2 separate regions of the Homo sapiens genome follow, and region 2 is linked to region 1. A link is an interaction called in ENCODE POLR2A ChIA-PET data of the cell type or tissue named here. Cell type or tissue: GM12878. All regions are shown on one strand. Links, peaks and the distances in the headings refer to the core of each region. The heading gives the core; the rest is flanking DNA. Region 1 overlaps KIAA0319L (KIAA0319 like). Region 2 has its middle 19 kb from the start of C1orf216.

Region 1 (12,259 bases), core at 4,160-6,659:
CCTTGCCACATTGGTATTTCTTAGCCTTAATTTTCAGTCTTCTAGTGTTTATTCCTCTTTCCTTAAACCCGTCCCTGATCACACTCCTCTCTCTGCCCTGATAGCTTGACTGTAGTAGACTCTGATGGAGCTACCAACTCTACTACTGCAAACCTGACAGTGAACAAAGCTGTGGATTACCCCCCTGTGGCCAACGCAGGCCCCAACCAAGTGATCACCCTGCCCCAAAACTCCATCACCCTCTTTGGGAACCAGAGCACTGATGATCATGGCATCACCAGCTATGAGTGGTCACTCAGCCCAAGCAGCAAAGGGAAAGTGGTGGAGATGCAGGTAGGAGGGAATGGTTCCTATTTTTTCTTGCCCAAGAGAAGTAGAGCTGCTGGACTGCATTTTTAGAAACCTCCAAACAAACTGAGAAAGCTTTAGGGGCCTTTGATTAACGTGGTAGCAAAAATCTTTATCTTGGCCGGGTATGGTGGCTCACGCCTGTAATCCCAGCACTTTGGGAAGCTGAGGCGGGCGGATCATGAGGTCAGGAGTTCGAGACCAGCCTGGCCAACATTGTGAAACCCCGTCTCTACTAAAGATAAAAAAATTAGCCGGGCGTAGTGGCGTGCGCCTGTAATCCCAGCTACTTGGGAGGCTGAGGCAGGAGAATCCCTTGAACCTAGGAGGCGGAGGTTGCAGTGAGCCGAGATCACGCCATTGCACTCCAGCCTGGGTGACAGAGCAAGACTCCATCTCAAAAAAAAAAAAAAAAAAAAAAAAATTATCTTAAATGTTTAGTATTAGAGGAAAAGGCTGAGAAATGTTAGTTGTTCTGGATGACTCCAGAGAGTCAAACTATTTAGAAGCTACAAGGGTGCAAATCTTAGTGAGCTCTATAACAAGTTAGAGTAGATTGGCTAGATGGTGAGTATCTTCTCTCTAGAGATGCTTAAGAAGAGAGACTAGATCTGTCACCAGGCAGGTAACATAAAGAAAGAAAACTGGATGGTGGCTGTGCTGAACTTAAGCCCTGACTAAAGGAGTCATCTACTCTTCAGGTCCAGCTGGTTGTTGCCACATGGAAGGATGGTCCTAACATTGCTTGATAACCCAGCTTTTCAAGAGAAGAAAGAAATTGAGACCTTTATGTGAAAATTTCCAATATGAGAGACACCACAGGCCAAAAAAAATATTTGCAAGCTGGATTCAGCCCATGGGCTACTAGTTTTTGCCTACTGCTCTACAGGAAGTTCCTGCATTGGAAGTTTGCCCAAAATTATTTATAATGTCCCTCAAGATTCTATATTTCTCAGTTTTAAGGCCTCCCTTAAAGCCTCCATTTTACCTGACTTTTGTTTAAATGTTATGTTAGGTTGTTGCAGAACCTGTACAGACCTGAAGGAGACAGTATGGTGTTATACAGCATCTTGAGCTGCTGCCATGTTTCACTGAGACAGCTTTGTTAGGAGCACTGTGTAGCTTCAGTAGGAAGAGGATCTTTTTAAACAGTGTTTTTAAAACTGGGTCATTTATTGTTTGTTCACGGTATTCTTTCTGGTTTGAGTCATAGAGACTGGCCTTGGTAATCTCTGCACATTTCCCAATACTGCCCTCTCTTATGAGAGTTCTGGCTTTATTTGAAACTGCTGCTGTGTCAGAGAGGGTTGTTTCCTTGAAGGGGGAAACCCTTAGCAAGGTGCCTCATGATATCTGACTCCATATTCACTCACATGCTGAACTGGTACGTAATAGCCCAGTACCATCTTAGGTCTTTGGTTTAGAAAACTAAATCGTTTTTACCAGAGTCGGAATTATTGTGTGATGTGATTCCTGGAGTCCACTTTTCCACTTCTGTATTTGTATTTGTAGGGTGTTAGAACACCAACCTTACAGCTCTCTGCGATGCAAGAAGGAGACTACACTTACCAGCTCACAGTGACTGACACAATAGGACAGCAGGCCACTGCTCAAGTGACTGTTATTGTGCAACCTGGTAAGCTCCAGCCTTGTGGTTCAGGCTCTTCTATTGGTGGGTCCATTTAACCTTGGGGGAAAAGAGTGTTGGGTTCTGAGCTGTATGAGGGTAGAAGCAGAAGGCACCGATCCATAGAGCCTCTGGTGACTTCTATTGTTCCTTCCCCTTGTGCTTTCTTCATAGCTAGAGATGAAGGATACTTCCCAGCCTCAGCTTGTGCCCTTCCCTTGGCTTGTTGTTGGTACCTTCAAAGAGACCTAGGAAATAGAGTTTATGCCATCCCAAATCCTAAAAAGTAATTGCGGTTTTTGCCATTCCTTTCAATAGCAATTACTTTTGCACCAACCCAATACCACGTCCTTGAAGGGCCTGCTTAAAACTGACTTCCTCAGGACAGCCCTGTCTTGTCACTCAAATCCTTTCATTTGAACTCCCTTAGCATTAGAGTTCAAGTTTAGTATGGCATTATAACTTCATTATGTTCTATGTTTCTGTCAGAATTGCTTGATATGTTTCAGCCTTATATTCTTTATTGTGTGCTCCCTGACGGTAACCACATCTCCCACAGTATCTGACAGTTCTGTGGCCTGAGAGGCAGAGTCCATGGCTTCCAGAACATGTGTCCCAATTGGTTCCTCTCCTTTCCCACCTGGACTGGCTGCTTTTGACCTCTAACTCTTTGTCTTCCAGAAAACAATAAGCCTCCTCAGGCAGATGCAGGCCCAGATAAAGAGCTGACCCTTCCTGTGGATAGCACAACCCTGGATGGCAGCAAGAGCTCAGATGATCAGAAAATTATCTCATATCTCTGGGAAAAAACACAGTGAGTATTGACACAAAATCCTTATTTTTGCAAAGCCTCCAGACCTTGGAAGAGCAAGGTTTTATTTGCTATTATGAGTTGAGTTGCTCTTATTGGCTTATCCAGTGGGGTGACTGAGGAAGAAATGTTTGCAATTCCAAACTTCAACTCCAAGAAAATGATATTATAATCATAATTTTTGTAAGAAAAAAAGAATGCTTGCCATCAACTAGTCCCCAGGTAGTACTGTGTGATCCTGGTGCTTTTTCAGGTACAATCCATCTGCTGAAATGCAGAGTTTAATTACACTTGAGAGGCAGGATGGAAGGGGTAATGGAGCAGAAAAATACTGTTGCTCAGAATTAACTGGGTAAGGCTGGCACGGGGGATGGGGCAGAGCAGCTATTAAGAGAAATTGAAAATACATCCATAAAATGAAAGCATTACTCTGTTATTGTTTTCTTGAAGACACCATTTACCAATTAAGTTAGCCAGAGGCCAAAGGCGGTAATCAAAATAATTCTAATTACATAGAAATTACCTAACTGAACCATTCTTAGTTCCTGTAGTTTCTTTTAGCTCCTTTAAAGCATAACTAATGCAACTGAAATTATATGCAGGATCCCACAAGTAGCAAAAGAATTCTAAGAAGAGTTAAAAGTATTCTCTGTTTCCAAAGGTAGCAACCATAGGACAGCCTGGGTTTTTTTTTGTATTGTGTTTGTTTGTTTGTTTGTTTGTTTGTTTGTTTGACAAAGGCATTGGAGATGGGTGGAAAAGAACTTTAATTTGACTATACAAATGACTTGCTTTTGAGATTGCTGAGTTGGAATCTAGAAATTATTTCCCTCAGCTCTTGTTTTTATCTTTTGTAGAACATAATCTTACCCAGCCCAGGGTGTTTTTAATTATAATTGTTTATTGAAGATATGGCTGATAGACCTTTTAGCTGAGTTTTATTAGTGTTTACAGCAGAGATAATGCTTAGCATAGCTTCTTGAAGGAGACTGTGCTTCAGGAGGAGCTACCAGGATCAGAGGCTGTAACTTTAAAAGGCAAAACAAAGTAAATCCTGGATGTCTGCAGATTTCTCTGGCTTTCCTGTAGTTAAAAGCTCTGGGGCATTTTGATCCTTGAGCAGAGGGCTCTCTGGCTGTGTGCAGCCTGAATGTTGGCACAGAGCTCCCTTGGCTGCTGCAGGCAAGTCTCTGAGGCCACAAGGGGGAAGAAGGGTTGTAGGGTGTCCTAGGTGCTTGATGGCCCCTGTCCAGGAGCTGGAGGGAACTTTGCTTATAGAGTTGCTACAAACAAGATGATTTTGTCCTGAGAGTTCCTCTGCAGTCTTGCCCCATTTCCTTTTCTTTCATCAGGAAGGATTTGGGCACGTGATTAAGAAATGCATTTTGCTTCCTTGCTGGCAAGAGCCAAACCAACTACTGGGCCAGAAATGCTTTTTAGAAACATCACTCTTAAATCATTCTTTTGATCAGAGACTTGCTCAGAGAACTTTCTTCCTTTTACAAACTAGAATGGTAAAGCGTTCAAGTGTTCTAGAAGCTCATATAAAGGATAAGGCTAGAGGTGTTTGAAAGCTATTTGAATTTTCTGACCAGCAGGCAGCCTGTATTTTGAGGCCAAATGACACTTTGTCCAATTGAAATATTTTTAAACATGTCTTGTCAAGGTCTGGGTAACAGTAGTTCGTGTCTTTGCTGAGGGAGTCATTGTCTCCTCCTGCTAAGTTAGGGACAGGACAGCAGCAGACAGGTACAACTCTACCCTCTAGTTTCTTTTTTTGCAGGGGACCTGATGGGGTGCAGCTCGAGAATGCTAACAGCAGTGTTGCTACTGTGACTGGGCTGCAAGTGGGGACCTATGTGTTCACCTTGACTGTCAAAGATGAGAGGAACCTGCAAAGCCAGAGCTCTGTGAATGTCATTGTCAAAGAAGGTACCTCTCTGCCTCCAGTTTGTGTAGCAGCCTCTTAGGGTCAGATAGCTGAAGAATTTATCCTGTCATGTTTGCCTGCAGAAATTGATTAGAGATAGCAAGAGGTGGGTAAGAGGGTTGGGGTGAGGGCAATTGTTATTTTCTTTTCTAAAACAGCCTTTAATTGGACTGTAAGGTGAATTTTAACTTCCCTCCCTCCTCCTGCTTACATCTTCCCTTCCCTCTCATCCCCTTACTTTCTTTTCAGTCCTCCCTCCTTCCCTCCTTACTTTATTTCTCAGTTGAATAGGGAAAGAATTAAGGGTTCTATTCTTTGCATTTTTATTTTGCCCCTCTGCATTGCTGAGACCTGGGCCGTGACTCCTGTTAGCTACAGTGACACCTGCTGTCAGGCTTGAGAATGACGGCCGCACTACAGCTGACTATGCTTGCCCTGAGCCTTTGAGCTGAGGCCAGCCAGAGGCCTTGCTCTAGTTTACAGGCACAGTGACCAGTGAGAGCTGTGGGAGAGGGCCTTAAGTTGAGGGCCTTAAGTTGATAGCAGGAAAAACCATCAGATATGCAGACCTCCAGACATAAGATACCAAGCTGAGTAAATACTGCACAGACATCTGAATATACAGAGCTTCACGTGGGGCTCCGAATAAGAGAGGTAGCTCTTTGTTTTCTCTTGTGAAGTTCCAAGGAAGGGGTCCAAAAAGATATTCAGAGAATAACATTTTAAGATATTTTGAAGGAGAATTTGCAAGATCAGCTAGGTGAAACCTAAACTCCAAGGTTTTAAGCCAGTTTGGGCCGTTATTTCTGATCATCACATACCTCCAAAGCAGAGAAATGGATTCCATTTGGGAAGGCTGCTGGGAGAATATGAGAGGAAAGCACACTCGTCCCCTCTGTTGTACAGTGTTAGGAGAACATTTCTCTGGGTAGGACTGGAACCTCAGGACTGCAGCGCTGGTAGCTTTCATCTACACTGTTGGTTGGTGGCAGGGACAGGCACTTAAAAAGGTTCTCCAGTTAAGGTACTCTTGATGTTTTAATTTCCCCATAAGCATCATGAAGAAACATTTCTTCTTTTCCAGAATGTCACATTATGTCAATGATTTCTTTTTGATTAGAAATAAACAAACCACCTATAGCCAAGATAACTGGGAATGTGGTGATTACCCTACCCACGAGCACAGCAGAGCTGGATGGCTCTAAGTCCTCAGATGACAAGGGAATAGTCAGCTACCTCTGGACTCGAGATGAGGGGAGCCCAGCAGCAGGGGTAAGTGTGCTAGGAGCTGGAGAGCTACACAGGAGTGGGGAGGAGGAGGAGCCACGCGTTCCAGTATATGCTTTAATCAAGTGGTCCCTTATATCAAACCCAGATTGTTCTCTGAAATCCAGGGAGGTGAAGTGACTTGCTTAGGGTCATTCTGTAAGCTAGTATAGCACAGAATGGGTTTCCCTTCCCTGATCCTAGCAGTTGTAGGCTGCAATGCTGTTCCGTATCAGGAACTGCCCAAGGTTGAAACAGTTCAGCCCTGAAGGGCCTAGTTATGGTGAAAGCAGCAACTGACTCCAGGAAAGGAATGGCATTTTGTTCTGTAACATAGCCATGTTGTTCAACCCTACAGGAGGTGTTAAATCACTCTGACCATCACCCTATCCTTTTTCTTTCAAACCTGGTTGAGGGAACCTACACTTTTCACCTGAAAGTGACCGATGCAAAGGGTGAGAGTGACACAGACCGGACCACTGTGGAGGTGAAACCTGGTGAGTTCATTTAGTGATGAGGCTGAGTAGAATTGCTGAATCAGCCAATCAAGGCCTCTATCCTGAGATCCCCTTCCCCGAGCATGGACAGAGCCAGATGGCATGTCCAGCTTTAAAAATAATCGAGAAACCCCAAGCTGAAAAATCCATAGAGACCGTCTGTTCCAATAATACCTCCTACCCATGCAGAAATACAGACCTCCCCCTATTCATCTCAGATGGAGAAACAAACTCAGAGAGGGCAGGACTTGCTCAGTGTCACACAGCAGTTGTGTCAGAGCCAGGCCTTTGTGCTCGTAGTCCAGCACTTTCTCCTCTCCTCGTGACTGATGAGAGAGGGCTCAGAGTGCTTGGGAATCTGAGCATGGGAATAGCTTGAGTCATGATGTCTCATCAGCATCCAGATGCAGAAAACAATTTATTTTTATAAGTTGAGCCTCAGGCCTTGTCTGATAATCCAGGGAAGGTAAAGTAATAGTGCTCTTTACATTTTTCAGCTTTGCAGAAATAAAAATTTTCTTCTTAAATAGAACCATGTTTTTATTTTGCTTTGAGATTAATATGGTGATAGGGAGGCACTGAGTATGGAGGTGGGATAGAGCTGTATAAATTCCTGAGCTTCTGATGAAATGGTATTAACTTTAAACCTACTCTTTATTATCTAGGCCAACCTCATATATGGATGTTTTGGACAGGAAGGGATCTTGGGAGGTCTTCCAGTCCTTGTCCTGCCTCTAGGAAGGACAGTAGCTGAGACACTATAAAATCTCTTTGGTGTTTAAAGTCAGATCACAGATAGTCTACTAATTATGCAAATTATACATCAGAACAGGCAAGTGGTGCATTCAAGTATGTAAATAAGGCATTCCAAACAATCAGTTTGAAATTCCAAATGTAGAACATCTTTAGGACATATTCAAAAGTAAAACATGATAGCCTCACCGTTTTAGAGTTATACAAAGATAGTGCAGCTGTGATGTGGCTCTAAGGAAATCCTTGTGTCTTGGCTGACTGGATTTTCTTTTGTTAACTGTATTTAAACCTGGAGGGACGGATGCATTCCCATTATTGAGGAGGTTGTTGAGATGGACACTTTTCCTCCCATTGTTGTGCACAAAATACAGCGAGGCACTGAAAATCAGATGTGAGTCAGGAGAGATTGCTTAATAACCCCCACTTGGCCTGGATTGCTCAGCACTGCCAGTTGCACAGAGGCTTTTAAAACAAATGTTTAAGTGTTTCTCTCTTCCCCACTCCCGTCATTACTCCCCACCCCTCATTGCATCACTGCTTCAGCCTTATCCCCAGCACATGTGTGGGAATTCTCAGGTTGGTATAGAGAGCAGGAGTGCTTTAGAAGCTTTCTAAGCCAGCCCCAGATTGCCCGATCAGGAATTCACTATTGTCCCTTTCCATTTGAAGGATATCTGAATGTTCTCACTCCTTTCTCTCCTGTGCCAAAGCAAATGCACAGTGGCAGGTCTGTGTTTACTCTCCTACTTCTAAAGCCATGACTGATCCACATGCTTTCCAGATCCCAGGAAAAACAACCTGGTGGAGATCATCTTGGATATCAACGTCAGTCAGCTAACTGAGAGGCTGAAGGGGATGTTCATCCGCCAGATTGGGGTCCTCCTGGGGGTGCTGGATTCCGACATCATTGTGCAAAAGATTCAGCCGTACACGGAGCAGAGGTAGCTGGGCAATGAATGGGGGGAGCAAAGGAAAGACCAGGGGCCCCCGGGCTTCTTGAATGAGCTGAGAAATAGTGTGGTTAGATAGAGAAAGGTGGGCTTTCTGACCAGAAACACTCATGTTGCCTTTTCTTCAATAGACTTCTGTCTTCTAGTGCAGGTGACATGCGCTGTACTAGACACTTCAGCAGGGCTCCAGGGTGTAGGAGGTCAACTATTTTGACAACCACAGTCTAGTAGAGGAGATAAGTAAATATGGAACATTAGTACGGTGTGGGTTTGGTACAACAAGCGGCATTGTGGAACACTGTGGCAAGGACAATGAATTCTTCTAGGAGAGTTGGGGTAGGAGTAATCCAAAGATTTTTCTAGAATAAAGAAAACTTCAACCTGGGCAACATAACAAGACCCCACCTCTACAGAAGATTTAAAAATTAGCCAGGTGCAGTGTGGTTCGCCTGTAGTCCAAGCTATTTGGGAAGCTGAGGCAGGAGAATTACTTGAGCCCAGGGGTTTGAGGCTGCAGTGAGCTCTGATCACACCACTGCACTCCAGCCTGGAAGACAGAGTGAGACTGTCTCAAGAAAAAAAAAAAAAAGAAAAAAAAAGGGGAAAAGGAAACTTATATTGACCAGGCATGGGAGGATGGGGAGGAAATTCAGAACAGGGCAACAGCATTGAGCAATGGCCCTGTGGTATGAAAGTACACAGTTTCTTCCAGAAGAAGTCACTTGGTTCAAGCTTAGTGGCCCCAGGATGTGGTAGAAGACAAGACTGGCAGTGGAGATTGAGAACAGTTATATGCAAGCTGAGGATCTTAGTTTTAATAGTTTGGGTAGGCAGATCCAAGTTGGTTTGTTTTATGTGTGTGAAGTTTTTGTTTTGTTTTTAAAAGCAAGGAATTTCCATAATTTGATTTTTTTTTTTTTTTTTTTAAAGAAAGATCAGTAGTGTGGAAGCTAGTCTAAAATAGGGAGAGACCAAAGGCTGGGAGACCATTCAGGAAGCTTCTGGACTAGTCCAGTGAAAAGGTAATAAAACCTGAATTAAGATAGTGGAAGAAGAGGAGAAGAAATTAAAAGAAATTCAGTGGTAATTCAGTAGTACCTGGCCCTTTACGAATGAAGGTGAGTGAGATAGCAAATGTGAGGCTTTTGGTTTGGATGTCTGGATAGATGGTTCAGGTCATTAACTGAGATTGGGAAGGCAGGCGAAACCAGTATGGATGATTGAATTTGGGGTGTCTTACTGGCTGCGTCAGGAGATGTTCCGTCAGATAGCCACAAGTAAAGGCTGGAACTTGTGGAAGGAAGAGCCCGAGATAGGAGTTACTGCATACAGGCAGGAGCCAAAGCCATGAGAACGGGTGAGTCTCACTAGGAGAGAGCTAAGATGGATAAGGACACAACTCTGAAGGGCATCATTATTTAAGGAGGAGGCAGAGAAAGAAGAGGTAGCAAAAGAAACTAAGAAACAGCAATCAGGTGGGAGGAAAACCAAATGAGAGTAGTCTGCTGGAAGTTAAGGGGTGATCTGGCAAAAGGGGTGCTTCCAAAGGATTCAGATGCTACAGGGATGGAGGTGTGGTGAGAACACAAAGTAGGCCTATGGGTTTGTGATTAGTAGATCAGTGCAACTATAGTGAGAGCATTTTACTTAGATGTTGGAGGCAGAGGACAGATTTCATGGTTTGAGGATACAGAGATGGTCAGTATAACACCTTTTTGAGGAAGTTGGTGCTGAAAATAATATGGGAGGTAGGATTGAAAGAATATCTTTAAAAATTTTTTTTCATTGTGGTCCTTGTGGAACATGAACATCTTTTTAAAATAGGAAGTTTGTGAGCATTTGTATAGACTGAGAGGAAAAGGAGATGGTGGAGATAGGGGATGGGTAATAAATGGAGGCAGATCTGGGGGACCAGCCAAGTTGGAAACATGAGGTGAGAGCAGTGGTTCCCAACTCCAGCCACACAATAGAATCTTGCGGAGGTTGTCTGAACATAACACTGCCCAAGCCTTAGCCCCAGAGATTATAGTTCAGTTGGTCTGGAGTGGGGTCTGGGTACCTAGAATGGAAAAGCTCCCCAGGTGAATTTAATCTACAGTCAGGGCTCACTAGGTCAGAGATAGCACGATTAGGGATAAGTATACTCAGCAGCCTGGGAGTAGGAACAGGGCAAATGGCTGCTTGATTGATCCAAGCTGGCGGGAATTGGCTGGCAAGCAGTGGAAAGATGTTAGCAAGAGTGCTGGTAAGAGCACTGTTGACAGGTTGCTCAGATTCACCAGCACTGCATAGGGGGCATGAGCAAGAGAGAAGCTTCTGGGTTTCCCTGAGCTTCTGGCTTGTACTGGATTGACTTAGTTAAGGAATTCAGGAAGAACATGTGATTGGAAGAAAATAGTATTTTACAGTAGGAAAGAACATGGCCCTTATATTAGACCCAGCTTCTGAGCCCTGCCCTACTAGTGTTAGCTCTGTGGGAAAGTTACTTCACCTCTCTGAACCTGTTTTACTATCTGTGAAAATACTAGTACCTATTTATAGGATTGTTATGAGGATTAAATAAGTTAATGTTTGTATAGTCCCTCACACATAGTGTGCAATTAATGGTTATGAGTTGATTTTGAGACTTGTTGGATTTGAGGTATCTGTTGAAGCTCTGGGGTAGATATTCACACAAGTATTTGCAGATATAGACTGGTCACTCAGGAGAGATGTGGGGAAAGGAGATAAAGATCTGAGGGTTATTGATATATAGACCGAAATTGAAACTGTAAGCATGAATTAGGTAACTGGGAGAAGATAATGGGCAACGGACCACACATCCTTTATGGCAAAAGTTTTTTTTTGTTTGTTTGTTTCTGGAATTGATAATGCCCCATTGTTAATCCCACTGTGCAGCAAGCTTTTAGAAAGTCTGTGGCAGTACTTCTCAGATTTTATGTCATGCATGCCTGGAAAATGATACCATTTATAGGGCACCTTGGGATAAACAGAGAAGGCTGCTTGTATTGGAAGCAACTGGTCCAGGGCCTCTAGGATGCCCAGGTCCCACCCAGCCACACTGCATGATGAGGGGATCAATATCTTGGTCACACCTGTAAACCAGTGTGACTCACTGATTTAGAAGGTTCTAATTGTAAAACTCACATGGAGCTCAAGGGGCAGGCTACTAAAAATTAAGGCTAAGGCATAGAACAGACTTGGTACTACCCAGATGTGAGTTCACATGTGGCCTATCTTGGACAGGAATTGACAATCAGCAAACAGATTCTGGGCATGGAGTAATATAAGTTCATAGCAGCCATACTACAGTGTAAGATCTTTTTGTTGTCATCATAATTGTTTTGGCTATGTTGTGATGCTGTCCAACAATTTACATTAACAAAGCATTGTGGTTTGTCTTTCAAGTAAACTAGTCACAAACCCAGCAGTCTTAGCTGGAAAAAGGTGGACAGCAGGAATGTAGCCATACCAAATCCCCATTTGTCTCATCCTCCAGTTAGATGGAGAGTATGGGTCTTCTTGCTGGAGGAATGGGTTCTTTTGTTAGCTGGGGCAGCTTAGGGCATTTTAAAAAGAACAGACTTTGTAGTCAGACATAACAGGGTTGGGATCTGGCTCTGCCATAATCAACTGTGTGACCTTGGGCAAGTTACTTAACCCCTCTTACAAAGCCCCAGTGTTGTTCTCTGTAAAATGGAGATGACCCTGATAACACCTTTCTCACTGGCTTGTAGTAACAGAATGCATGTAACACTTAGCACAGTGTCTGTCACAAACAGAAGGTACTTAGTAAATGTTAGCTGTTGCTGCAGGTATGGACCGCTTCAGCTCATTAGTACTGTTGCATGTCTCTGCAGCACCAAAATGGTATTTTTTGTTCAAAACGAGCCTCCCCACCAGATCTTCAAAGGCCATGAGGTGGCAGCGATGCTCAAGAGTGAGCTGCGGAAGCAAAAGGCAGACTTTTTGATATTCAGAGCCTTGGAAGTCAACACTGTCAGTGAGTAATTCTGGGAATTTGGGAGCAAGAGCCTACCTAGTGCCTGCAGCTCACCCATTGGTCCTTTCTGTCCT
Region 2 (12,259 bases), core at 5,919-8,418, 250 kb before region 1:
CCTCCTGCCTCAGCCTCCTGGGTCCTGGGTAGATGGGACTACAGGCAGGTGCCACACACCCAGCTAATTTTGTTTGTTTGTTTGTTTTGTAGAGATAAGAGTCTTGCTTTGTTGCCTAGGCTGGTCTTGAACTCCTGGCCTCAAGGGATCCTACTACCTTGGCCTCCCAAAGTGCTGGGATTACAGGAGTGAGTCACTGCACCTGGCCCTGTTGTGCTCTTTTGAAACTAATTTTGATGGAGGCCACTGAAATGGTAATCTTTATTATTGTGATTATTACTAATTTAAAAGAAAGTAAAAGTTGCTTATGTTAACAAAATTGGCAATATTTTCCACAGGATGTCTTACCTCTAGATTCCCTCTTTTATTTCCCAAAAGCCATTGTGAGCATTCCTAGAATGCTCTAGGACAGGATGGGAGGAAGATGTGATGGGAATGGGAACTGAGAATGGAGAAGTGGATGGGAATGAGGTGGAGACAGGGGCAGCTAAGGGATACAGGGTAAGACAAAAATTGACAACATGTGTCAGAGCCTTCCTGTTTCACCCTCGCAAACTTCCCATGAGGGAGTTTCTCCATTGTCCTATTTTACAGGTGAGTAAACTGAAGTTGCTTTAGGTGAGTTCCATTTCTGGAAGGACAGACACACTACTCTCTGTTTCCACATTCCCCCAGAATAGCTAGCAGCTGCTACCTATTCTGCTTCCTGTGCCTGGGGTGTGTGAAATCCTCATACAGCTTTCCAGGACTCACAAACCACCCTAGCCTGAATTTATTCCTACCCCCATACTCACCCAGATAGAAGCAGATCCTTCTGAATAGACTTGCTTGATGCTCCCACTCCCCGCATGCCTTAGGTACAATCACTGTGTTGATCTCCATAATGAAACTTATTATTTTCTTTCTTTCTTTCTTTCTTTCTTTCTTTCTTTCTTTCTTTCTTTCTTTCTTTCTTTCTTTCTCTCTCTCTCTCTCTCTCTCTCTCTCTCTCTCTCTCTCTCTCTCTCTCTTTCTTTCTTTCTTTTCTTTCTTTTTTTGAGGCACAGTCTCACTCCGTTGCCCAGGCTGGTATGCAGTGGCGTAATCTCAGCTCACTGCAACCTCCGCCTCTCCAGTTCAAGCGATTCTCATGCCTCAGCGTCTCGAGTAGTTGGGATTACAGGCACGTGCCACCATGCCCAGCTAATTTTTGGCTAATTTTTGTCTTCTTGGTAGAGACAGGGTTTTGCCATGTTGGTCAGGCTGGTCTTAAACTCCTGGCCTCAAGTGATCTGCCCACCTCAGCCTCCCAAAATACTGGGATTACAGGTGTGAGCCACCGCGGCCACCATAAAACTTCTTTCACGTGAGACGCTAAGATACTCCCCTAATTCCTAATGAGACTTTCTAGCTTGTGTGTCTGTGTGTGGGCTCATGCACATCGGCGTTTTGGGATGGAGAAGTTAGAGTGAATATGTAACCATCTAACAGACAGAAGACTAAGGCAGCGGGAGGAGAAAGGGAGACTGGAAATGACAAATTACGTTATGGAGTTTTCTAGTACCTTGCCTCTTCATCATATTTAACATTTTCCAAGTTAATTTCACTTCTGTTTTTTGGTATAAAGTAGGTGCAACCCCATTTTTCAGAGGAGAAGGTGTAGCCAAGCATTAACTGTGGAAGCTGACCTTGTGAATATAAACCCCTCACCCAGTGAGGCAGGAACGGTTAGGATCACCATGGCCTTATAAACCTCTCACAGAGGACAGCTACCTTCAGGAGCCCCTTACTAAACCAGTAGCCTAAGGCTCTGCTCCCCATTCTAATAACATCCCCTGTGTGTGCGCCAGTTTTTTTTGTTTGTTTGTTTTGTTTTTTGGTTTTTTTTTGGGACGGAGTCTCGCTCTGTCACCCAGGCTGGAGTGCAACCTCCACCTCCCGGGTTCAAGCGATTCTCCTGCCTCAGCCTGCTGAGTAGCTGGGATTACAGGCACGTACTACCACACCCTGCTAATTTTTGTATTTTTAGTAGAGATGGGATTTTGCCATGTTGGCCAGGCTGGTCTCAAACTCCTGGCCTCAAGTGATCTGCCCGCGTCAGCTCCCAAAATACTGGGATTACAGGCGTGAGCCACTGCGCCCAGCCATGTGCTCTAGTTTTATGGTTTATAAACCCCTTTCCCTCTATTATCCCATTGTTCTCTAGAGGCTATCCTGAGAGGTAGGCATTGACATGTCTATTTTATTTCATTTTATTTTTTTTATTTATTTTTTTAGACAGAGTCTCACTGTCACCTAGGCTGGAGTGCAGTGGCACCATCACAGCTCACTGCAGACTCAACCTCCTGGGCTCAAGCAATCCTCCCACCTCAGCCTGGGACCAATCTCTTGGGCTCAAGTGATCCTCCCACCTCAGCCTCCCGAGTAGCTGGGACCGCAGGAGTGCCCCACCATGCCCAGCTAATTTTTGTATTTTTCTGTAGAGATGAGGTTTTGCCATGTTGCCCAGGCAGGTCTTGAACTCCTGGGCTCAAGCAGTCCATCTGCCTGGACCTCCAAAAATGCTGGAATTACAGCCATGCACCACCATACTCAGCTGATATGTCTATTTTATAAATTGGGAAATAGAGACTCAGAGAGGATAAATGAATTGCACAAACTCAACAGCTTGTGATGAAGCAGGGACCCTGTTTATTCAACTATTTGACCATCCAGGACTCTGTTAAGTCCGTAGTAACACAGAATGGCAGGGCTTAAAGGAAAGTCTGATTTGTGCGTGTGTGTGTATGTGTGCGTGTGTGTGTGTATGCACGCCTGCACTTGTACAGGAAGGGTTAGCCCAATGGGAGTGCCTTTGGCATTTGGATAATTCTTTGAGTGAGCTTGTCCTGGGCAATGGAAGGTCCCAGTTAGCATCCCTGTCCCCTAGACAGGAAGTACTAATAATAGCACTGCCTACCCAATTATTGAGAACACCAAAACATCTCTTTCACATGTTTAAAAGCCCCCTATAGGGGTAGTATCTCCCTACACTTCCCCACATGGCCACCCCCATCACTTAGAACCACAGGGCTAGAGTCCAGCTTTGGACACTGGTCCTTGTTCTATTGTCCCACCCCCTTCTGTCCTTCTTCCTGCCCAGGGCAGTTCCTCCTATCTCTCCGGCTCTCTTAGCAAGAAAGAGTGGAATTACAGAGGCTGGAGTCTCAACCTGCCTCTGAGGCCAAAGGGCTGTTCCTTTAGGGAGGCTGGTTCTCAGGATTGAGGGGTTTCCAGGGTGGGTTAGTTAGAGGTAAGGGAGGGAAAGGACCCCACCCCCGCCCCCTGCAGGCCTCACCTAATCGCCACACTCTGCATTATTACCCGCCTAATGCAGCGTGCTTTTAAATAAAATATGCAAAGATTTTCCTCTCAGATGATCTCCCCAGGCAAGCTAGCTCAACTCCAGCTTGTTAATGGGAAAAATGCAAATAGGGCCTCCCCCGTCTCCCCCAGCCCCTAGGCTCTGGACAGCTAATGCGCTTTGCTTTCCTTCTTTCTGGAATTTCTGTTTCCCTTGAAACCATTACTTCGGGGGGTGGGGGGGGGAGTCGGGGGAGGGGGTGGTGGCGAGGAGGTTTTTCCCAGGTGCCATCCAAAGGGAGAGTCTTAGAAGGGAGGAAACAGCCCAGGCAGGAAAAGTTTGGGAAAATAGCGCTGTTATGGAGCCTGCCCCTTTCTGAGCCTCCTTTCCCCCATCTGAGATCTCAATTAGTCCTTCCCGGGGCTGCTGTGAGGCTGAATAAAGGGAGAGGCATTAGCCGGCACATGCATTTGCAGGTTCGATTTTCCAGTTTAAATTTGCTATGCTTGAGGGATACAAAGATGGAGATAACAGACATGACTTCTGCCCTCATCAAGCTCACAGTCTAGCAGAAAAAAAGCCCCAGATCATTTGAAATTTAAAAAGCAATTATAGGGCACCTTAAGCAATCAGCTTCATCATGATGAAGCAATGGACATCTGCCTCCCGATGCAGCCTTTAGGACTCCCCTAGGTACCACTCCTGCCCATGATGTGGAACCTGAGGAATGCAGAACCAGGAGGAAACCATCAGGCAAGCCTAAATTCAGGGTTGGCCTACAAAACAGCTGGCAGGTGCTCTTCAGAAATATCAATGCCATGAAAGAGGAATGAACTGTTCCAGATTAAAGGGCACTAAAGAGACAGGAGGCTGGGTGTGGTAGCTCACGCCTGTAATCCCAGCACTTCGAGAGGCCGAGGCAGGAGGATCACTTGAAGCCAGGGGTTCAAAACCAGCCTGGGCAACATGGCAAGACCTTGTCTCTACAAAAATAAAAATAATTATCCAGGTCAGTTGCCTGCATCTGTAGTCCCAGCTACTTGGGAGGCTGAGGTGGAGGATCACTTAAGCCTAGCACTTTAGTCCAGGTGACAGAGTGAGATCCTGTCTCCAAAAGAGAGAGAGAGAGAGAGAGAGAGAGAGAGACAGGACAACTAAATGCAATGCATGATTCTGGATTGGATACTGGAGGATTGGAAAAAAATTTCTGTAAAGAGCTGGGCGCGGTGGCTCATACCTGTAATCCCAGCACTTTGGGAGACCAAGGCAGTATGATCGTTTGAGCCCAGGAGTTTGAGACCAGCCCTGGCAACATAGGAAGACTCTGTATCTACAAAACAAAAAAATAATAATTTTTAAAAAAAATTAGCTGGATGTGGTAGCATGTGCCTGTAGTCCCAGCTACCCGGAAGGCTGAGCTGGAAGGATCACTTGAGCCTGGGAGGTCGAGGCTACAGTGAGCTATGATCACACCACTGCACTCCAGCCTGGATGACAGAGTGAGACCCTGTCTCAAAAAAAGAAAAAATTTCTGCGAAAACTGTGGTTCCCAACCTTTTTGGCATCAGGGACTGTATTTGTAGAAGACAGTTTTTCAACGGACTGGGGGAGGAATTTTTGGTTTTGGAAGGAACTGTTCTACCTCAAGATCAGGCATTACTTTCTCATAAGGAGCACACAACCTAGATCCCTCACACGCGCAGCTCACAATAGAATTTGCACCTCTATGAGAATCTAATGCTGCTGCTGATCCAACAGGAGGTGGAGATGCTGTGCAGCTTGGTTCCTAAAAGGTCACTAACCTATACAGTCCGTGGCCCAGGTGTTGGGGACCCCTGTTGTAAAGGACATCATTGGGACATATGGCAAAGTTTGAATATGGATTTTATTGTAGATCTTTTATTGTATCAACCTTAAATTTCCTGAATGTGCTCACTATATTTTGGTTATATCAAAGAATTTCCTTGTTTTGGGGAAATATATGTGGAAATGTTTAAGGATAAAAGATCATAACATATGCGACTTAGTCTCAGATAGTTTGCAACTTTTCTGTAAGTTTTAAATTTTTCAAAATAAAAAGTTGAAAAAGAAAAAAACAAGCATAATTGGCCTTTTAAAAGCATGATAATGATATTGTAACTATGATTTTAAAAGTGCTTATCTTTTAGAGAAACTTGCTAAATAAAACATTTACAGATTAAATAAAACGATCTGTTTTATTGTTTAAAAATAAGACAGGAGGAGGGAAGTAGATGGGGGGTTAGGTGAAACCAGATTGGCTGTGGGTTGATAATTGTTGAAGTTGGGTGATTAGAATACTCTTCTTTTTTTTCTTATGTTTGAATTTTTCCATAATAAAAAAAAAATTTTTTTTTTTAAGAAAAGCAATTACAAAATGTAATTCATGTCAAGAGAAAGGTATGTGTTTAACCAGGGAACACGATCCAATTAAGGGCTTTGAAGAAGACTTTCTAGATAGAAGACAGGAGTGTACTTTTTGTTTTTTTTTTGTTTGTTTGTTCGTTTTTGTTTTTGTTTTTTTGAGACAGAGTCTCGCTTTGTCACCCAGGCTGGAGTGCAGTGGCACGATCTCGGCTTACTGCAAGCTCCGCCTCCCGGGTTCACGCCATTCTCCTGCCTCAGACTCTCCGAGTAGTTGGGACTGCAGGCGCCTGCCACCATGCCCGGCTAATTTTTTGTATTTTTAGTAGAGACGGGGTTTCACCGTGGTCTCAATCTCCTGACATCGTGATCTGCCCGCCTTGGCCTCCCAAAGTGCTGGGATTACAAGCGTGAGCCACCGCGCCCGGCGGAAGACAGGAGTGTTTAAACAGAGACTTAGAGTGAGCAGGGCCAAAGGACAATGAGCAGGGGCGAGGTAGGGAAAAGCTCTCCAGGCCAAGATACAACAGGTACAGGGATGAAACAGAGCGGTGGGGTTTGCAGGACCTGAAAGAACTGAGGCAGAGAGAAGTCAGGCCAGGAGTAGAGACACGGGGCAAGAGATGACCTTGCATGCCAGTTATGGGTTTGGGGATTTTATCCTGAGTGCGACAGAGAGCCTTGCAGGAAAGTGACAGGATCAGATTTGCATTTGAGAAAGAACTCTCTGGTGCTGTGCGGGGAAAGAGGACTGTGCAAGGCTGGGGACAGTTGGAAGCTCCAATCTTGTGGGTTGAAGCTGAATCACTTTCCCTGTACTCCCCAGCTTTTCTGACTTTATCACTTCCTGTATTAGTTTCTTTTGGCACTGCTGATAAAGACATATGGAGACTGGGTACTTTACAAAAGAAAGACATTTAATGGACTTACAGTTCCACATGGCTGGGGATGCCTCACAATCATGGCAGAAGGCAAGGAGGAGCAAGTCACATCTTACATGGATGGCATCAGGCAAAAAGAGAGCTTGTGCGGGGAGATTCCCCCTTATAAAACCATCAGATCTTGTAAGACTTATTCACTATCATGAGAACAGCACAGGAGAGACCTGCCCCCAGGATTCAGTTACCTCCCACTGGGTCCCTCTCACAACATGTGGGAATTCAAGATGAGAATTGGGTGGGGACACAGCCAAACCATATCACTTCCCTTATCCATTTTCAAATGAAGGATGAAGCTTAGGTGACAGATTTTGAACATGAGACCAATCCACCCACAGAGCTGGGATGGCTGGCTGTCTCATTTTTAATTCCCTCCACCACTAGCATGACAGGAAAGCAAGATGACTGATGGTTCAGCATTCAGACTCTGGATCCAGGCTACCTGGATTCAAATTCTGCCTCTGCATCATTACTAGCCAATGACCTTGGACAAAAGGGATGGTAATAATATTACCTACCTCACAGGGAAGTTGTGAGGATTAAATGCTTTGCTATGTATCAAGTGCTCAGAATAGGGCCATAATAAGGACTTAAATGAGTCTACTCTGGACTGAGCACCACCCTGGAAAGATGTAGGTGGATGGAAAGGGAAGAAAAGACAGATTCTTCAAAGATCTGAGCCTTATTGGACAAATGGAACACAGACATTAAAGAGCAATATCAAAGCACCATGTTACTGCATTATTCACAATATTAAATACAGCTGGACATAACCAAGCATCCATTCATAAGGGAATGGCTAAGGAAATTGTTATATCCAGTAATGTTCAGGAAAATGTTGGGGAATTGCTATTTTATTATATGAAGTGAAAAAGCCAGAAACAAAATTGCAAATGTCACATGAAAGGATAGGAAAAAAAAAAAAACATTAGAAGGAAATGCCCTGAAATGTTTATAGTAGTTAGCTCTAGATGGTGGTATTTGGGTGTGGCTTAAATTTTTTTTAAGTCTTTTGGATTTTTTTCCCCCAAATACAGAATAATATGCAATAATTACTTTTATATGGGAACATTTCAATCTTATTTTGTTAAAAAAAAACTGGTTTGGGTTAAAAATGAATAATAGTGGCACAGTGGCTCATGCCTGTAATCCTAACTTTGGGAGGCTGAGGTGAGAGGATTGCTCAAGCTCAGGAGTTTGAGTCTGCAGTGAGCTGTTACTGTGCCACTGCTCTCCAGCCTGGGTGAGAGAGCGAGACTCTGTCTCAAAAAAAAAAAAAAAAAAAAAAAAGAACAATGGTGAACATCATTAGCCATCAGGAAAATGCAAATCAAACCACAATGAAATACTCCTTCACACCCACAAGGATGTTAATAATCAAAAGAACAGATAATAACAAGTGTTGGTGAGGATGTGGAGAAATTGGAGCCCTCATAACTGGCCGGTGGGAATGTAAAATGGTGCAGCTGCTTTGGAAAATAACCTGGCAATCCCTGAAGTGTTTAAACATAGAGTTACCATGCAACCCAGCATTTCCATTGATAAGTACATATATACCCCAAAGAATCAAAAACATATACAGTAGTCACACAAAAATTTGTACACAATGTCATAGCAGAAATATTTATAGTAGCCTAAATGGAAATGACCCAAATGTCCATCAAATGATGAACAGATTTAAAAATGTGGCAAATCGTACAATAGAATATTATTTAGCAACAAAAAGAAGTGAAATACTAAGGCATGTTATTTATTATATCATAATTATATTGTATTATATATTATATGTTATGTTATAAAGCTACCAATTACAAGTTTGAGAAGTAGCGTTATGGAATTACTCTGATCATAAGAGGGGCTTGGGATAGCAACCTGATCGAAAAGACTGAATCTTTTTTTTTTTTTTTTTTTTTTTGAGATGGAGTCTCGTTCTGTTGCCCAGGCTGGAGTGCAGTGGTGCGATCTCGGCTCACTGCAAGCTCCACCTCCCGGGTTTATGCCATTCTCCTGCCTCAGCCTCCCGAGTAGCTGGGACTACAGGTGTCTGCCACTGCGCCTGGCTGATTTTTTTTATTTTTAGTAGAGACAGGGTTTTACCGTGTTAGCCAGGATGGTCTCGATCTCCTGACCTCATGATCCGCCTGCCTCAGCCTCCCAAAGTGCTGGGATTACAGTCGTGAGCCACTGCGCCCGGCGAAAAGACTGAATCTTGAAGCTGCACTTCCAGAGTGCTTTACATACTAAGAAGACATTGTTGTCAATATCAGAGAAAGAAAGACCAATGATAAAAATTACCATGTGGGGAGCGGGGCTGAAGATACCAGGGATGACTTTTCTTTTTTTCTAATATAACTCTTAGCATGCTGGTGTATCTTCTTTCACATTGTTTTCCCTAATAATACTTTTTACGTAGTTGCAATTATAGTGCATAAGCATGATGAATCCTAACTTTTTGACTTAACATTGCAATAATTTTCCATGCTGTTACATAGCATGGAAACCATTATTTTTAATAGTTTCATCATGTTCCATTGAACCACTCATTCTTAAATATCTAACTAATTCCCTATTATTAGATATTTAAGCTGTGTATAATGAATAATGTTAGAATGAACATCTTTGTTCATATTTTTTCTCATATTTCAAACTATTTATTTAGGGTAGGTTCTCAGAATTCCCAGATCAAAGTGTCTTCATGGCCCTTGAGAAATACTGTGAAATCATTTTCCCAAAGATATCCTTGCAAATGTAATAAATATAAAATTAATAAGTAGACATGATTGTATAAATATAACAATTAACAAAACATACCGTGTGGTGTTATATATATTACAATTAACAACATTTGTTATTAAAATTGTTATCCTTCCTTCTTTACTAATTCCTAGGCAGTTGAGTATCACACTCTTTTTTTTGTTTTTTTCTCTTACAGTATCCCAACAGACTTTTCATGTAGCACCTGCTCTGCCTGTGCCGTGCTAAGAGGCTCTTTCCACTGAATCTGTTGGATGGTCATTGAAGTACGATGCCATAACAAGGTGCTGAGGGCCGAGCCAGGTCAGTGGTGGGGAAAGAGGAGATGGGAATGATGAATTCAAGGGAGTTTAGACAAAGCCTAATATCCTCTATGGGATGAAGTCTTGGTTGGATATAGGGTAAAGGAGAAGGAGTTGTTGAGGATAATTGACTCAGCTACCAAGCCTAGCAGATTGGTCATACCATCAAATAACACAGAAAAGGAACAGATTCAGTTCAGTTTCGGGTATGTTGAATTTGAGATGCCCGAGGGCTTCCAAGTGGAGATGATCAGCAGGTGGCTGGTAGGAGATGATGTGATACTTCACCCACATCCCCCTTTCAGAGATAAGGCACTCATCGCCCTGTTTCTAGGAGTGTTGGTAGCTGAGGGCTCTCAGCTGAGTGCCCCTCTGCCTTTGCCCTCAACAGAAGAGAGCCACCTGGCCCAAGGTCACACTGCCTTCCCAGGCAGTCAACATCCAATGACTGACCAAAGTAGGGGTATAAAGGCTGGGTCCCTTTGCTTAAGGAGAAGCATGTCTGAAGGCCACTCAGTTTCCAAAACTCATTTCAGGTTGTTTGGGGCTTTTGTTCTGACCATTCAGTTACTTCATCTGCGCAATCCTCCTTTCTTCCCTCCCCACTGTGTTGATCCCAAGAGCATTCCTCAATACAATTCCTGCCCGCAGGTCTCCACCTAAGAGTGTTTTCAGAAAACCAACTTTAGACAGTTGGGAAATACATGCCTAGGCTAGGGAGGAAAGTCTTTTTGGAAGATAGAAATTTGGAGATTATTTGTCCTAGCAAGGTTGGTGGACATGGGGTGGTGGGCAAGATAATGGGAGATGAAGAGCCAGAGAGTGGAGGCTGCATCTTAGGAAAGGAAGGCTTTAATTTACGGGGTGGGGAAAAGAAGAACAGGCAGAGGAGGGAGCAGAAGCATGACAATTACAGTGAAGCACTGAGGCGGGCATTTTCAGGAGGGGCAGCCATTTAGGGCCTCTCGTAGGCTATCAGAGCCCAGGCCACCTTTGTGTATTTGAAGGTCCAGAGCACATTTAAAAAGTGTTGCCGGGGCTGGGTGTGGTGGCTCATGCCTGTAATCCCAGCACTTTGGGAGGCCGAGGTGGGCGGATCGCTTGAGGTCAGGAGTTCAAGACCAGCCTGGCCAATATGGTGAAACCCCATTTCTACTAAAAATTAGCTGGGAGTGGTGGCACACGCCTGTAATCCCAGCTACTCAGGAGGCTAAGGCAGGAGAATCACTTGAGCCCAGGAGGTGGAGGTTGCAGAGAGCCGAGATTGCGCCACTGCACTCCAGCCTGGGCAACAGAGCTAGACTCCATCTCAAAAAAAAAAAAAAAAAAGAGTGTTACCAGGTCCAGTGACACTTGCCTATAGTGCCTGCTACTTGAGAGGCTGAGGTGGGAGGATAACTTGAGCCTGGGAGGTCTAGGCTACCATGAGCCAAGATTATGCCACTGCACACCAGCCTTAGTGACAGAGTCTCAAAAAAAAAGTGTGTAATGCCAAAACAATGTTTTTTGTTTGTTTGTTTGTTTTTGTCATCCAGGCTGGAGTGCAGCGGTACAATTTTGGCTCACTGCAACCTCCACCTCCTGGGTTCCAGCAATTCTCCTGCCTCAGCCTCCCGAGTATTTAGGATGACAGGTGTGCGCCACTATGCCCAGCTAATTTTTGTATTTTTAGTAGAGATGGGGTTTCACCATGTTGACCAGGCTGGTCTCGAACTCCTGACCTCAGGTGATCCACCCACCTCTGCCTCCCAAAGTGCCAGGATTACAGGAGTGAGCCACCACACCCAGCCAACAATGTGTTTTAAGTATGGTATAATTTAAATGCTTACTTTGTGTCTTAGTCAGTTTGGGCTGCTGTAACAAATATGTACCACCCATAGACTGGGTGGCTTAAACAACAGACGTTTATTTCTCACAGTTCTGGAGGCAGGGAAGTCCAAGATCAAGGAATTAGCAGATTCAATGTCTGGGAAGAAACCACTTCCTGGTTTGTGTATGGCTGCCTTCTTGCTGTGTTCTCTTGTGGTAGGGAGCAGAGAATGATCATCTCTCATCTCTCTCATGTCTCTTTTTATAAGGGCACTAATCCCATTTGTGAGGGTCTATCCTTATGACCCAATTGCCCCCCAAAGTCCTCCCCTCCAAATACCATCACATTGGGGATTTAGGCTTCAACATATGAATTTTGCAGGGACACAAATATTTAGTTCATAGCACCTTAATAAATTACTCCTTTTAACAGTTTTTTAAAAGTCAGACGAATCGGCCAGGCATGGTGGCTCACACCTGTAATCCCAGCACTATTGGGAGGCTGAGGTGGGTGGATCACCTGAGGTCAGGATTTCAAGACCAGCCTGGCCAACATGGTGAAACCCCGTCTCCACTAAAAATACAAAAATTAGCCGGGCTTGGTGGCATGCACCTGTAATCTCAGCTACTCAGGAGGCTGAGGCAGAAGTATCGCTTGAACCTGGGAGGCAGAGGTTGCAGTGAGCCGAGATTGCACCACTGCACTCCAGCCTGGGCAACAAGAGCGAAATTCCATCTCAAAAAAAAAAAAA

Evidence for each region. ChIA-PET counts read pairs that join two places held together with the same protein. Peaks named below come from ENCODE experiments on the same cell type or tissue, not always from the same donor. Only the 100,000 strongest peaks of a DNase experiment are listed, where the experiment ranks them.
Region 2: POLR2A ChIA-PET joins it to region 1 with 5 read pairs; 2 of 35 experiments call an interaction of 5 or more read pairs at or near these places.

Annotation. Positions count from the first base shown.
Region 1 is chr1:35,444,087-35,456,345 of GRCh38, reverse strand. It overlaps KIAA0319L (KIAA0319 like), which reads left to right. Exons shown (of 21, transcript NM_024874.5): 10 at 105-333; 11 at 1,861-1,984; 12 at 2,657-2,789; 13 at 4,570-4,718; 14 at 5,837-5,988; 15 at 6,341-6,479; 16 at 8,014-8,173; 17 at 12,043-12,185. Among named protein-coding and RNA genes, the nearest start is that of ZMYM4-AS1, 84 kb to the right of the region's middle. RefSeq lists a silencer at 5,067-5,246. In GM12878, for the core only: a CTCF peak has its summit at 5,108 (motif pointing left); no DNase peak of the experiment used is centred there; H3K27ac peaks cover 262 bases.
Region 2 is chr1:35,693,774-35,706,032 of GRCh38, reverse strand. No RefSeq gene overlaps it. Among named protein-coding and RNA genes, the nearest start is that of C1orf216, 19 kb to the left of the region's middle. In GM12878, for the core only: no CTCF peak of the experiment used is centred there; no DNase peak of the experiment used is centred there; H3K27me3 peaks cover 184 bases.